2 separate regions of the Homo sapiens genome follow, and region 1 is linked to region 2. A link is an interaction called in ENCODE POLR2A ChIA-PET data of the cell type or tissue named here. Cell type or tissue: OCI-LY7. All regions are shown on one strand.

Region 1 (8,000 bases), 590 kb after region 2:
CTCTCCGTTGAACATTTCACCCTCTCCTACTGCAGGGCAGAGTGACCCCTGTCCTGTGAGGATGTGGCCTTGAATGGCCCAATGGGCCAGGAATTCCTCGGGGACAAGAGCTGCATTCTCCCTGCCTCCCCAGCACCCAGCCCAGTGGGCCCTGCAGGGCACAATGACCTGGTTTGTTGGTTCCAGGCAGGCAGGGTGGCAGTGGGCCCCAGGGGTCACAGGCCAGTGGGGAAACAGCCATGGGGGCAGCTCTGGCTGAGCGTCACTGGCCCTCCTGGGGGATTAAGGTCCTTGTCACAGGGGCCTCCAGGCCAGCCCCAGCAGCTAGCACATGGCCGGCTCCAGCTCTAAGGCCTGTGTCTGAGCCAGGGAAGAGAGAGGAGGAGCCCCCTGAGAGCGGCACAGGGGATCCCCAGGGGCTGAAGCCATAGTGGGGTGTGAGGTCTGTAGTGGGGTGTGAGGTGTGTGGGGGGCCATCCACAGAGGGGGCTGTGTGGTGGCAGTTTCAGGCTCAGGCTGAAATAGGAACTGAGAGGAGACAGGTTTGGCTGTGTGGCTGCTGAAGGCAGCCCGGCCGGCAGCGCCTTGGGGACAGGGAGGAGCTACGGTCTCCTGCGATTGTCTTCTGGGCCTGGGGGCTTGACTGGCTCTGAGGCACTGAAGAAGCTGTCATCCATGGGGAGGGCCGGCCCATTTGCTGTGCCTGAATGACCTTCTGATCTGAGGCTTGTGCAGGCGCCTGCCTGGGCAGCTTTTATTGTTGATGACCACGTTATCTTCCTAATTATTAGATGTGGGGAGACCTCCGGGGAAGTTCTTCATGGTAGAAGGGAAAACCCCCTTCTTGGCTGTCAGGAGAGAATCCCACAGTGTAAAGTTCTAGGAAGTGAAGTGAGAAAAATACTTTAGGTTTCAGTTGGAAAAAAAAAACAAAACAAAAATGGCTTTTTTGATTATTTAAAAATAGTTTAAAGATATTTAAAAATAATGGCCAGGCACAGTGGCTCACACCTGTAATCTCAGCACTTTGGGAGGCCGAGGCAGGAGGATAGCTTGAGGAGGCCAGCCTGGGCAACATAGGGAGCCTCCATCTCTACAAAGAAAAGAAAACCCACCTGTCGCCCCCAGCCTTGGTGCCCATGTGTGCCCAGGGTGTGTGGATAGCAAGTATCTGCCAGCTGCTGCTGCTATGACAAACATCTCCACTTCTCAGTGGTTCCCAGCTGCTCACAGGGCGGCTGCTGCCTGCGGCTCTGCTGGCTCAGCTCCGTGCAGCTGATTTGGCCCCAGTGGCCTTTGCATTCCAGGCCCCAGGCTGCAGGAGAATCTGTCTGGGCTGTGATAATGTTCGAACGGAGGTGTGGGAGGCAGCATCATGGCTCCTCCAAAATGTCCACACCCTTGTCCCTGGAAGCTGTGGACATGTGACCTCCTGTGGCTCAAGGGGCTTTGCAGGGTGAGTAGAGATGTTGAGATGGAGAGGGCCCTGGCACCTGAATATTCACAAGGGGTGGCAGGAGGGTCGGAGCCAAAGAGCAGCGTGACAGTGAAGGTGGAGGCTAGGGTCAGCTGTGCTGCCAACTGCGATGGTGGAGGAAGGGGCCATGAGTCAGGGATGCCACAGCCTCTAGAAGCTGAGAAGGTGTGAAATGGATTCTTCTGTGGAGCCCCTAGGAGGAAGGCAGCCCTGCTCACACCTTGATTTTAGCCCAGTGGGACCCATTGGAGGCATCTGACCTCCAGAACGGTAGTAAATTTCTGTTGTTTTTGTTGCAGCTTTGATAGGAAACTAACAGAAAGGGGAAGGAGCAAGAGGGGTTCGGCCAACCCCTGCAAGTGCATTTTCCGTGGATCTGACAGGGCCGCACCTCACCTGTGCCCACGTTCTATGAGTCAAGATGTGTCACGTGGCCAGGCACAAAGCCAGTGGCACCAGGAACACACCCTCCTCCAGGGAGGTGACAGGAGAACTGGGGATGGTGAGAGGTGACAGCATGCTGGCAGTCCTCGCTCACTCTTGGCGCCTCCTCGGCCTCGGCGGCCACTCTGGCCATGCTTGACGAGCCCTTCAGCCTGCTGCTGCACTGTGGGAGCCCCTCTCTGGGCTGGCCGAGGCCAGAGCCGGCTCCCTCTTGCAGGGAGGTGTGGAGGGAGAGGCACAGGCAGGAACCGGGGCTGCACGTGGTGCTCACGCGCCAGCGTGAGCTCCGGGTGGGTGCAGGCTCGGTGGGCCCCACACTTGGAGTGGCCGGCCGGCGCTGCCAGCCCCGGGCAGTGAGGGGCTTAGCACCTGGGCCAGCAGCTGCGGAGGAGGGTACACCAGGTACCCCAGCACTGCCGGCCCACCTCCGCCATGCTTGAATTCTCACCAGGCCTCAGCCGCCTCCCCATGGGGCAGGGCTTGGGACCTGCAGCCTGCCATGCCTGAGCCCCCCTCCCACTGTGGGCTCCCGTGGGGCCCAGCCTCCCTGACAGGTGCCGCCCTCTGCTCCGAGGCGCCCAGTCCCATCGACCGCCCAAGGGCTGAGGGGTGTGGGTGTGGTGCAGGACTGGTGGGCTGCCCTCCCGGGCCCAGAGGGGGATCCACTAGGTGAAGCCAGCTGGGCTCCTGAGTCGGGTGGGGAGTTGGAGAACTTTTACATCTAGCTAGAGGATTGTAAATACACCAATCAGCACTCTGTGTCTAGCTAAATGTTTGTAAATGCACCAAACAGTGCTCTGTGTCTAGCTAATCTCGTGGGGACTTGGAGAACTTTTATATCTAGCTGGAAGATTGTAAATGCACCAATCAGCACTCTGTGTCTAGCTCAAGGTTTGTAAATGCACCAATCAGCACCCTGTCAAAACGGACCAATCAGCTCTCTGTAAAATGGACCAATCAGCAGGATGTGGGTGGGGTCAGATAAGGGAATAAAAGCAGGCTGCACGAGCTAGCAGGGGCAACCCGCTGGGGTCGTCTTCCATGCGGTAGAAGCTTTGTTCTTTTGCTGTTTGCAATAAATCTTGTTGCTGGTCACTGTTTGGGTCCGCACTGCCTTTGTGAGCTGTAACGCTCACCACGAAGGTCTGCGGGTTCACTGCTGAGGCCAGTGAGAGCCCGAGCCCACCAGGAGGAATGAACAACTCCGGATGGGAGAAACGAACAACTCCAGATCCGCCGACTTAAGAGCTGCAACACTCACCGCCAAGCTATGCAGCTTGACTCCTGAAGCCAGCGAGACCACGAACCCATCAGAAGAAAAACTGTGAACACACCCGAGGAATAAACTCCGGACACACCATCTTTAAGAATTGTAACACTCACCACGAGGGTCCACGGCTTCATTCTTGAGGTTAGTGAGACCAAGAACCTACCAATTCTGGACATAATGGTGGGAAAGTGAAACCACCTGCCCCAGTAGTGGGTCACAAATGTCTCCTTCACTGATGCATGCAAAACATGCAACCCCCGAAAGCCTCAGCCGGTCCTGGCTTCGAGCACGGCACCCAGCATCTGGTGATGACCATCGTGGCTCACGTGGCTCCTCTTAACCTGGAGCCTTGGGCACTAAGACGAGTGACCAGCCCTGCTGGGCCCCACACAGCACCGAGCCGGGGACAGGCTTGTCTCGGTAAATGCGCCCAACTAGAAGGGGAATCAGGGGACCCACAGCAGTTACCGGTCCCTGGGGACTCTAAAATGCCCCGGGACTGGCTGCAGCGTCAGCCTGGGCTGCGGTAGGAATGCCGGTTCTTCGCCCTGGGAGGGGCCCCAGACACTGGGCTGTCCTTCTTTTCCTGCATCTTCCTGGGCCGCATCTGCAGAGCCTTGGGGAACGCCTCTGAGGGGCTCGGCTGGCTCCCTGCCCATGGGAAGCTGGGGCCAAGGGCTGCGTCTCACCTTGAGTGGTCGTCGTCTGTGTTAAGCTGGGCTGGATGTCCTCTGGTCGGTATGATTTTCTGGAAATCTTTTTAGAATTAAGATATTCGGTTCCATCCAGCTCCATCCAGGATCTAAAATGTTTAAAGGAATTTAGCTATTCCCCCATTAAAAATGATTTAATTTAATAATTTTTTATTTTTTGGGATAGGGTCTTAACTCTGTCGCCCAGGGTGATGTGCCAAGTGGTGCGATCTCGGCTCCCTGCAATCTGCCTCCTGTGCTCAAGTGATCCTCCCACCTCAGCCTCCCAAGTAGCTGAGACCACAGGCACACACCACCACACCTGGCTAATTCTTGTCTTTTTTGTGGAGATGGGGTTTCACCATGTTGCCCAGGCTGATCTCAAACTCCTGGGCTCAAGCAATCCGCCTGCCTTGGCCTCCCAAAGTGCTGGGATCACAGGCGTGAGCCACTGCACCTAGCCTGCAAATGATGATTGTAATTTTAAAACTAAAAAAAAGAATAGTAAGATTTCTGTTTGCAACTCAGGAGCTCAGGAAGAACTGGGTTTTTAACTTTTTAAGACCCCTGTGGGGTGGCAGCCGGGGCTTGGGGGCAGGGAGCAGGAGGGCCAGGCTGGGCGAGGACCCCGGCGGAAGGAGGCAGGCGTCTCCACCTGGGGCCAGGTTGCTTCCTGGCTCCCTGGCCTGAAGGGCGAGGCTGGCCTCTCCCTGGCCCTCCCGTCTGGAGCTGCAGCCTGTACCCAGAGGTCTTCTGGGAACGCACCTAATCACACAACTCCGTCCCTGTAGTCCTGGCCGCAGCCTCAGCACAGCCAGCACCCCATGCTGGGCAGGAGGACGAGGACCCCAGGGTCTGGATCAGGCAGTGCCGACCTGGGATTTGTTCGCATTCTTGAGTGTTGCCCAGGCTTTGGCAGCGGTGGCTGTAGAGCCGAACATGGTTCTGTTCTTCTGCTGTTTATTCTCATGATATTGAAAAAGCATATTATTTTTAAAGTATTTGAATCTCATTTAAAAAATCAAACTAAACATTTACTATGTTTGAGATGTAAAAGTTCTTAAGTGTATTACAACATCAAGCAAAATATATGTTTATAAAACTATAGACATCAAACGTTTACTATTATTTTAAAAGAAGGTTTTAGCAGATAAATGAATTAAAGCAAAGTATGTTATAAAAAATCAAACATCATGTAATAAAAGAAAAGCTGGAGAGGCTGGATGTGGTGGCTCATACCTGTAATCCCAGCACTGTGGGAGGTCGAGGCGGGCAGATTGCTTGAGCTCAGGAGTTCAAGACCAGCCTGGGCAATATGGAGAAACCTTGTCTTTACAAAAAATATAAAAATTATTTGGGAGTGGTGGCAAGCACTTGTAGTCCCAGCTAATCAGTAGGCTAATATGGAGGATTGCTTGAGCCCGAGAGGAGGTCAAGGCTGCAGTGAGCCATGATAATGCCCCTGCCCGCCAGCCTTGGTGGTAGATATGGGTCGTTGATCACTGCTTAACAAATCACCCCAACAGTCAGTGGCTTGGAACAATCCATATCAATCATTGTTCTTGTGTTTTTGGTCAGCAGAGGATGGGGTAGGGTGATCCTCCAGGTCCAGGCTAGCGTTTTCCATGGTTGAGGGCTGGGCGGGCTGTGGGCTGAGGCGCCTCAAGTCTCCTCTGTGTGGCCTCTCATCCTCCAACAACTAGCTTGAGCTTGTCCCGACGGCAGAAGCAGGTTTTTTTGGGGGTGGGGAAGAGATGGATTGAGGAAGCCCCAGGGCCACTGTGAACTTGTCTGCTGCCACATTCACGTATCCCAGTGGTCGGCCCGGATTCAAAGCAGGTGGGGTCAGTCTGCATCTCCTGTGGGAAAAGTAGCCACCTTACCTTGCCAACGATGCCACGACGGGAAGGATGGAGAGTCAGCCGCTGCACGGTGCCGCTGCTCCTTGGACTCTGAGACATTCTTTTAACCCTTTTCCCATTTGCCCTGAGAATACTCACCAGCAGTGCCCACGGCTGCGGCATTTACTGAGATAGCTTTGCCACAAAATATCTCACTTTTATTATTATTTTCCCATCGCTCTGGAATATCGACTTTGGAAACAAAAGCCATCATTCTATTATTTTGTTTTTAGTCATGGTATTTCCATTTACAAATATAGTAACTTTCGATCGCTGCAAAAAACCATGCCATTCCTGTGCGTGATGGTGACATTGTTCTCAAACACTTGTTGGCCGAAGATTCGTTTGATGAATCCGATTTTTCCGAAATAGACGATTCTGATAATTCAGACGATTCTGATGTCAGTTCTGTTTAGAAATAACTCCAAGAACAGTTTTTATATTTTATTTCCATGTTGAAAATCAGTCAGATTTGTTTCAGCCTCAAAGAGCGTATTGATGTAAAATTAAATGAATGCTGCTAGCAAGCTGCACTTTCTTTTTTCTGAACAGGAAAATTAAATCTTCTTTAAGGTCCTGCTCTTTTCCTCTTGACAGCAAGCTACCACTGTTTAGAGAGAGTCTCCTGTTGTCTTCGTCCTGAGGCTTCTTCCATCTGCACGGAGGTTCCGAAGCGTTTATGACATATCAATCCCTCTACCATCAGGCACACATTTCACTGTTTTGGGAGAAGGCCTTTGGACTGAAGCTGGAATCACTGCTGCTCCGTGGGTGCTTGTCATGGCTCCTGTGGATGGGAACCCGCTAGGCTTCTAGGCTCTGCATGGGTTTGTCTTTTTGAATAAATTGAGCAATTGAATTATTGATCCTGGCCTCATGATATAAAGGATTGGATTTTGATTTCTTAAAAATTCTGAAGTCACGGCAGTATACCAGTAAACGCTCTAGGACCTTGGTTCTTACAGGTGGCATGGTATCGTGGGACGCCGGGACACAGGAGTCCTTGGAAGTGGGCTGCGGCCTCTGTTTAGTCTGCTGGTCAGCAGGAGCCCCTGTTCTGAGGGTGCTGCTCCCCTGCCAAGCCCTTCCCATGCTTCCCTATAGCACCAGGACAAGGCCCACAGAGCCCATGGAGGCCTCGCCGTCTGGCTGGACTATCTGGCTGGTCTTGACTTTCCCACGGAGGCCTGGCCATCTGGCTGGTCTTGACCTTGACTCCATGATACTGGTGTGTGCTGAATCATCTTAGTGTTTTTTTTTTTTTTTCTCCAGCTCAAACACACGCACCTCTTTGTCCTTCCTTGGCTGGTGAGAGGTTCATTGTCCATCTTTTCTCGGCTCCCCATCCCCACAGTGTTGTAGAAGCCTCCAGGCCCTCCAGGGCTCAGGGCTGGCTGGGGGCCCCAGGGTGAGGCCCACACTCTTCCTACCCCTGCTCTCACTGGGCCAGGAGTGTCAGCTGGGGGCCCCACTGCTTCAGGTCTTGGTGGGCACCACTCACAACCAACCACTATGGGAACCAGGTGCACCCCAGGCTCTCCCTGCTGCCTGCCCTGCAGGGGCTGCAGGGGCAAGTAGACACTGCCATGCTGGCCCTCTCCTCCCCCTGGGTCTTGGGCCTTCCCTGGGCTCTGGATTCAAGTACTCCCTTCATGTTCTCCTCTCCAGGAAGCCCCAAGCTTTCTTAAGGCACCAGAAACACAACAGCCCTCTCTGCATGTGTGCATATGTGCATGTCTGTGTGCCTGTGTCTGCATGTGAGTGTGCCTGCATGCATACATGTGTGTATATGCCATGCTCATGAGTCTGTGCGTGTGTGCCTGCGCATAGAGGTGCATCTGTGCATGTGCCCAGGTGTGAGTGCAGATACATAGGCGTGTATATGGCCATGTGAATGTGTGCAAAAGTGCAATGCACACATGTACTTATGAACATATGCGTGTGTGCCTATACATGTGCATACGTGCCTCAGGTGCATGCCATCCATGTGAGTGCGCATGTGTGCGCATGTGTGTACCCCAGGCCATTAGTGAAACCTGACACCTGGACAGCGCCATTCCTAGGCAGGTGCTCCCACAGTCCTATCCTGCCGTGTCTCTGATCTCAAGGCACCCTCCAAGGGTGGCTGTATTTCCCCATTTGGACAGATTTATTGGAAAGCTAATTTCAGGGTCCTCATTTGCATGGGCCTCTTCCAGGCACTGTGCGTAATTTTA
Region 2 (8,000 bases):
CCTGCTGCTGCGCCCTCAGCCTCCAAGGTCCTTGTGTCTCTGGGCATGGGCTGCCAGGGGTCTCCTGCAGGAAAGGGAGCCCGAGAGAGCCAGCTTTGTCTCCCTAGCCTGGGACCTGGGCCAGGCCCTGTCACACTCTGGGTGTGAGCCCAAGGTGGGGTTGGGTGGACACCTGGCTCCCGGGATGGTTCAATGCCTGGCCCAGGCTGTCCAAGGCTGGGCAGCCTCATTGCTGCCCTACCTGGCTTTGTCCCTGTGGGGAGTGGGCAGGAGCTGGGCTGTGGCTCTGAGTGGGGTGGTCTGCTGGCCACCTGCTCTCACCCTCTGGTTCCCAATGGCCACAATGGCAGGACCATCCATGGCCCCCCAGAGGCAGGTGCCCTGCTCAGCACTTCCCATGCATCACCTCAGGTGATCTCAAGAGGCAGGCCCTGGCTCTGGGACCACCACCGGGAGGCTGACACACACCCGAGGCCACCTGGGCACGGTACAGGTCAGGCAACTGATTTCACAGAAGATCCCATGGTGGGCGAGGGCTCTCCTGGGCAGAATGGCTCTGAGAGAAACAACAGGAAACGCAAGCAAAACTGAAGGCAGCTTCCTTAGAAAGCCAGAAAATGGGCCGGGTGCAGTGACTAACGCCTGTAATCTCAGCACTTTGGGAGGCCAAGGCATGCGGATCACGAGATCAGGAGATCGAGACCATCCTGGCTAACACAGTGAAACCCCATCTCTACTAAACATACAAAAAATTAGCCAGGTGTGGTGGTGGGCACCTGTAGTCCCAGCTACTCAGGAGGCTGAGGCAGGAGAATAGCTTGAACCCGGGGGGCCGAGGTTGCAGTGAGCCAAGATTGCAGCACTGCACTCCAGCCTGGGCAACAGAGCAAGACTCTGTCTCAAAAAAAAAAAAAAAAAAAAAAGAAAGCCAGAAACTGCCGACCAGGCATGGTGGCTCATGCCTGTGATCCCAGCACTTTGAGAGGCCGAGGCGGGCAGATCACCTGAGGACAGGAGTTCAAGACCAGCCTGGCCAACATGGTGAAACCCCGTCTCTGCTAAAAATACAATAATTAGTTGGGCATGGTGGCATGTGCCTGTAATCCCAGCTATTACGGAGGCTTAGGCACGAGAATTGCTTGAACCCTGGAGGCGGAGGTTGCAGTGAGCCAAAATCGCACCACTGCACTCCAGCCTAGGCGATGGAGAGAGATTCCGTCTCAAAAAAAAAAAAAAAGAGCTGGGTGCGGTGGCTCACGCCTGTAATCCCAGCACTTTGGAAGGCCGAGCTGGGCAGATCATGAGGTCAGGAGATCAAGACCATCCTGGCTAACATGGTGAAACCCCATCTCTACTAAAAATATACAAAATTAGCCGGGCATGGTGGCGGGCGCCTGTAGTCCCAGCTACTCAGAAGGCTGAGGCAGGAGAATTGTGTGAACCCGGGAGGCGGAGATTGTAGTGAGCCGAGGTAGTGACACTGCACTGCAGCCTGGGCGATAGAGAGAGATTCCGTCTTTAAAAAAAAAAACAAAAAAAAAACAAAGAAAACTAGAAATTGCAGGTCAGCGCAAAAGAGAAACTTTAAGACATCTGTAGATTCTTCACTTGGCAAAAGTCACTTTCTTGTTTTTTGATATATGATCTGAAGGCTATAACATTCTACGTACCATGTAAGCTACATCCAGGAATTTTCATTGACAGTGTTTTCATTATCATTCAATTTAAAACATTTTGTGGTTTCCATTTTGATCCCTTCTTTAATTGATGATGTGTCCAAAGTATTTTGCAATGTCCCAGATAATGGTGATTTTTGATGGGAATGTGTATTTTTCTTTGTTATTTATTTTTATTTATTTTTTTGAGATGGAGTCTCGCTGTCACCCAGGCTGAAGTGCAGTGGCGCGATCTCAGCTCACTGCAACCTCTGCTTCCTGGGTACAAGTGATTCTCCTGCCTCAGCCTCCTGAGTAGCTGGGACTGTAGGCACATGCCACCATACCTGGCTAATTTTTGTATTTTTAGTAGAGACAGGGTTTCACCAGGCTGGTCTCAAACTCCTGCCCTCAGGTGATCCGCCCACCTCAGCCTACCAAAGTGCTGGGATTACAGGTGTGAGCCACTGCCCTCAGCCTGTTATTTTTAGTTTGGAATTCTAGTGTGTTTCTTTATTTTAATAGTTACCAAAGAAATACAGATACATAGATAAAAGAAACAAAAAGAACCCCCAAAGTTAGTACAGTTTAAATACTGAAACTGTAGAATCTGTAGAAACTATTGTCTCTGTGGAACTCACCAAGCCCTGGCCCTCCTTTGCTCCTCCATTACGGCCCTAGCGTCAGCTTCTTTCAAAGCTTTCACCCATTTTTTTTTGTCTTAGCTCTCTCCATACTTCTCAATTATGTGCTCTTGCTGCTCCTCCTTGGTTTAGCAGCTTTATACATGGTGAGATGTTACTGGAGAATGAGGGTTTTGCTCTTATCCAATGCTCCCTGCCCCACCCTACCATCTCTTCTTCTGTCTTCCCAAATGAGCAATTTCCTCATTTTTGTTTAAGTTGATGTCTCTATTATAATTTGTACTATAACTCTCTGCTGAGTCAAGTAGTGAACTCTGCTTAGGTTTTCTCTTTATTTTTCCTGGAGTTAGTAGTGGCCTTGCTTTCTTCTGTCATCTGCTGAGTTTCCTCTGTGCCTATGGCCCATCCCACCTACCTCTTCCAACAAGCCCTCCACACAGTGTTTGATCTAGTCAGTTGCATCCTACCTTCCACTGGTTCCTTGTTTTCCTGGAGCCCTGTGTCCTTCTGGCTTAGTCTGGGCTGCTTACTCTCTGGGCTCCATGTCTAGGCTGGTGGGCAGAGATTTCCATTTCCCCTTCATGGACTGGGACAGACCCTTCTTAGCTCTTATTGTTATGATGGAAGCCCAGTTCCAGATCCCATTCAGAAAGGGCCTGTGGCCATGACTCTTGTCTCTCACTGGCCTTAACCAGCAGCCCTCAGTGGACGTGAGACCAGGCCCAAGGCTTGCATTGGCAGTTTGGTTTCCACTCTTGCTTACCACTGTGGCTTGAGTGCTATCTTCATTTCTAGCTCTGCACAGCTACCTTCCTTGTGCCTTTTTACAGGACATTTAAAAAACAAATCTGGCCAGGCGAGGTGGCTCACACCTGTAATCCCAGCACTTTGGGAGGCTGAGGCGGGCAGATCATGAGGTCAGGAAATCAAGACCATCCTGGCTAACATGGTGAAACCCTGTCTCTACTAAAAAATACAAAAAAAATTAGCTGGGCATGGTGGCGGGTGCCTGTAGTCCCAGCTACTCAGGAGGCTGAGGCAGGAGAATGGTGTGAACCCAGGAGGCGGAGCTTGCAGTGAGCCGAGATTGTGCCACTGCACTCCAGCCTGGGAAACAGAGCGAGAGAGTGAGACTCTGTCTCAAAAACAAAACAAAACAAAACAAAAAAACCAAATCTGGCCAGGCGAGGTGGCTCACACCTGTAATCCCAGCACTTTGGGAGGCCGAGGCAGGTGGATCACCTGAGGTCAGGCGTTTGAGACCAACCTGGCCAACATGTCAAAACCCCATCTCTACTAAAAAAAATACAAAAATTAGCTGGGCATGATGACGGGTGCTTGTAATCCCAGCTACTCAGGAGGCTGAGGCAGGAGAATCGCTTGAACCCGAGAGGCAGAGTTTACACAGAGCCGAGATTGCGCCACTGCACTCCAGCCTGGGTGACACAACGAGACTCTGTCTCAAAAAAAAAAAAAAAAAAAAATGGCCGGGCACAGTGGCTCACGCCTTTAATCCCAGTGCTTTGGGAGGCCGAGCTGGGCGGATCACAAGGTCAGGAGATCAAGACCATCCTGGCTAACACAGTGAAACCCTGTCTCTACTAAAAATACAAAAAATTAGCCGGGCGTGGTGGCGGGCGCCTATAATCCCAGCTACTCGGGAAGCTAAGGCAGGAGAATCGCTTGAACCCAGGAGGTGGAGGTTGTAGTGAGCCGAGATCGCGCCACTGCACTCCAGCCTGTGTGACAGAGCGAGACTCGGTCTCAAAAAAAAAAAAAAAAAAAGCAAATCTATTTTACCCAGCATGTGTTTGTGCTTGGACTAGGAAGGGGACCCTGCACCATCTTGGCTGGGGTTGTAGCAGATGCTCTGGTGTCCTGTGGCTCCTCCGCCCCACCCTCACAGCGCCCCACTGCAGGGCTGCAGTCAGAAGCCTCAGGTTGCAGCCTGCCCGACAGCTCAAGCTCAGCAGGGCCGAATGGAGAATGTGTACCTCCTCCTCCTAACATTGTTAAAAATAAAATTTGTATTTTGACACAATCTCAAGCTTATAGAAAAGTTGCAAGAATAGTACAGGAACTTTTTTTCCCCTGAAGCATTTGAGGGTTTGTTGCCGCATGGTGCTCACCACACCCCAAAACAAGGACATTCTCCTACACGCCCCAACACGGCTGTCCAAGGCGGGAAATCACGTGGAGTCAGACCCCACTCTGGGCTTTCTGGTTGTCCCAGTAATATCCCTTGCAGTAAAGAGATCAGCCTGGGACCACACATTGCACTGAGGTGCCATCATGTCTTCTGTCTCCTTCGGTCCGGAACATTCCTGGGCCTTTCCCTGACTGTTCTTTGAAGCTTCCAGGCCAGGCCTTTTGGAGACGGTTCCCTGTGTGGCTTTGTCTGAGATGTCATCACAGAGAGACACAGGTTGTGCATCTTTGGCAGGAAAGGAGCAGATGTGACACTGTGGTCTGCTCACCCCACCCTGTCAGGTGGGGCAGGACTCTGATGGATCCAGTATCAATGGAGCCCACCGCGATCGCTCGGTTAAGGTGGGGTCTGTGTCTCCGCTGGAACTGACATTCTTTTTCCCTTTGTGACAAATTAGCATTTTGTGGGGAAGATTCCTCCCTCCCTCCCTCGTTCCTCCCTCTCTCCCCCTCTCTTTTTTAGAGACAGGGTCTCACTCTGTTGTCCTGGCTGAAGTGCACTGATGCTATCCTAGCTCACTGCAGCCTCGGACTCCTTGGCTCAACCAATCCTCCTTCCTCAGCTTCCTGAGTTGCTGGGACCACAGGTGCATGCCATCATGCATAGCTACTTTTTGTTATTGTTGTTGTTTGTTTTATTTTTGAGACAGGGTCTTGCTCTGTTGCCCAGGCTGGCATGTAGTGGCAACATGACAGCTCACTGCAGCCTTGACCTCCTGGGCTCAAGTGATCCTCCTGTCTCAGTCTCTCAAGTATCTGGGACTACAGGCCTGCACCACCACACTTAGCTGATTTTTAAATTTTTTTAGAAGTAGGGTCTCTATGTTGCCCAGGCTGGTCACGAACTCCTGGGCTCAAGCAGCCGTTCCACCTTGGCCTCCCCAGAAGTGCTGGGATTACAGGCATGAGCCACCATGCCCAGCTGATACGTTTAAAATATGCAAATAGCTCTTTTTAAATTTTCAATTCATTAATATATTTTAATAAATATTAAAATATGTATAGACATATGCTTTCCTATTTTATTTGATAATTATAACTCATTACTATCATTACCATCTATTAATATCATTATTCTGTCTGATTTGGCAAACAGGCCGTGACTCAGTGCCCTCTCCATGTGACCCGGTGTGCCTTATGTCTTGTCGTTACTCTCTCTCCCTTCCCAGCCCTGGGGTCAGCCATCTCTTTTTTTTTTTTTTTTTTTTTTTTGGTGGACTTTTCCCTCTTGTTGCCCAGGCTAGAGTGCATGGCGTGATCTCGGCTCACCGCAACCTCTGCCTCCCAGGTTCAAGTGATTCTCCTGCCTCAGCCTCCTGAGTAGCTGGGATTACAGGCATGTACCACCACACCCGGCTAATTTTGTATTTTTAGTAGAGACGGGGTTTCACCATGTTGGCCAGGCTGGTCTTGAACTCCCAACCTCAGGTGATTCGCCCGCCATAGCCTCCCAAAGTGCTGGGATTACAGGCGTGAGCCACCGCGCCCGGCCTGGGTCAGCCATCTCTTTAAAGAACTCCAGTTCCTGGTCGGGCGCAGTGGCTCCCGCCTGTAATCCCAGCACTTTGGGAGGCTGAGGTGGGCAGATCACAAGGTCAGGAGATCGAGACCATCCTGGCTAACACGGTGAAACCCCGTCTCTGCTAAAAATACAAAAAATTAGCCGGCGTGGTGGCGGGTGCCTGTAGTCCCAGCTACTTGGGAGGCTGAGGTAGGAGGATCGCTTGAACCTAGGAGGCAGAGGTTGCAGCGAGCCGAAATCGTGCCACTGCACTCCAGCCTGGGCGACAGAGCGAGACTCCATCTCAAAAACACAAACAAAAACACTTTGGTTCCCTTCAGTGAATGAAAATTGGGAGCCAAGACTGGGCTTCCTGGTGCGCTCACTACTGCTGAGGGGTCCCTCGTCTTGGTGGGCAGAGTGAGGGCTGATGTTTATACAAAACACATTTACATCAACAGTTTTCTTTATAAATATGGACATTTATGAGATCATGCAGGTATCAATAATTCCAATCCAACACCACATGCTTCCTTCCTCCCTTTCTGTATTTTAACATCGAGAAACCTGACTCTTGCTACCTTAAACTCATTTCCTGATTGGATCAACCCCCCCACTCCAGTGCTTGTCCCTCACTCCCTTGCGCTCTGGCCAGGGCAGCCCCTGGGATGGCTCTGAGCCCTGGGTTCTGCCCTGAGGATTCAGCTCCAGGTGCCCAGCGGTAAGAGGCTTTGCAGATCCCTCTTTAGGGCCCGGCTTCCCCTCCCCCGCTCACTTGCTCTGACCCTTTCCTGTGCTTCCTTGGATCGCCTCCCAAGCAAAGCACTCGAACTCAAATCTTTGTCTTGGCTGGGCGCGGTGGCTCACACCTGTAATCCCAGCACTTTGGGAGGCTGAGGGGAGGAGCGCTTGAGTTCAGGAGTTTGAGACCAACCTGGGCAACATAGTGAGATCTCATCTCTATAAATAAAAAATTAAATAAAAGGCCAGGCACAGTGGCTCACGCCTGTAATCTCAGCACTTTGGAAGGCCAAGGCGGGCGGATCACCTGAGGTCAGGAGTTTGAGACCAGCCTGGCCAACATGGTGAAACCCCGTCTCTACTAAAAATACAAAAATTAGCCTGGTGTGATGGCGCATGTCTGTAATCCCAGCTACTCGGGAGGCTGAGGCATGAGAATCACTTGAATGCAGGAGGCTGAGGCTGCAGTGAGCCGAGATCGTGCCATTGCACTCTAGCCTGGATGACAAAGCGAAGACTCTGTCTCAAAAATAAAGTAATAAAATAAAATAAAGTAAAATAAAAATCTTTGTCTCAGGGCCTATGTTTGGGGGAATCCAAAGTAAGACAAAGGTCTTTCTAAAATTTCTACTGGCCGGGCACGGTGGCATAGCCTGTAATCCCAGCACTTTGGGAGGCTGAGGCAGGTGGACCACCTGAGGTCAGGAGTTCAAGACCAGCCTGGCCAACATAGTGAAACCCTGTCTCTACTAAAAATACAAAATATTAGCTGGGCATGGTGGCAGGCGCCTGTAATCCCAGTTACTCGGGAGGCTGAGGCAGGAGAATCGCTTGAACCTGGGAGATGGACGTTGCAGTGAGCTGAGATCGCACCATTGCACTCCAACCTGGGCAACAAGAGCGAAACTTCATCTCAAACAAAAACAAAAACAAAACAAAATTATACGAAGCTGATGTTACTTGAGCAATTTTTATTTTCACATTTGAAGGTTTCTTTCCCAGTAACTGAGCATGTTTTTGCCAATGGCAGTCTATGCCTGGCTGCTACAAGGCCTTCCTTCTGCTTCCTGAGGAGGAGAGAGTGGGTGGCAGCAGGGCAGGGCAAGGCAGGGTGGAGCAGAGCTGGTCTGCGATGCATTTCCCCACCAAGGTTTCCAAGTTCCCCCAAAGCTTGGGGTACCCCTTGCTTTGCCAGTGTCTTCCTCTTTCTGGTCCTGGGGCGCCATCCAACTCATCTCCACACTGCTGGCT

What was found. ChIA-PET counts read pairs that join two places held together with the same protein. Peaks named below come from ENCODE experiments on the same cell type or tissue, not always from the same donor. Only the 100,000 strongest peaks of a DNase experiment are listed, where the experiment ranks them.
Region 1: POLR2A ChIA-PET joins it to region 2 with 11 read pairs; 2 of 35 experiments call an interaction of 5 or more read pairs at or near these places.

What each region holds. Positions count from the first base shown.
Region 1 is chr1:2,811,120-2,819,119 of GRCh38, forward strand. It overlaps LOC124903825 (a long non-coding RNA gene), which reads left to right and starts at 2,939. Exons shown (of 2, transcript XR_007065387.1): 1 at 2,939-3,332; 2 at 6,358-6,648. It overlaps LOC124903826 (a long non-coding RNA gene), which reads right to left and starts at 5,687. Exons shown (of 3, transcript XR_007065392.1): 1 at 5,123-5,687; 2 at 4,649-4,848; 3 at 3,266-3,993. In OCI-LY7, no CTCF peak of the experiment used is centred here; no DNase peak of the experiment used is centred here.
Region 2 is chr1:2,216,410-2,224,409 of GRCh38, forward strand. LOC124903823 (a long non-coding RNA gene) reads left to right here. Exons shown (of 2, transcript XR_007065358.1): 2 at 4,126-4,340. Among named protein-coding and RNA genes, the nearest start is that of SKI, 7.9 kb to the right of the region's middle. RefSeq lists an enhancer at 7,976-8,000. In OCI-LY7, no CTCF peak of the experiment used is centred here; no DNase peak of the experiment used is centred here.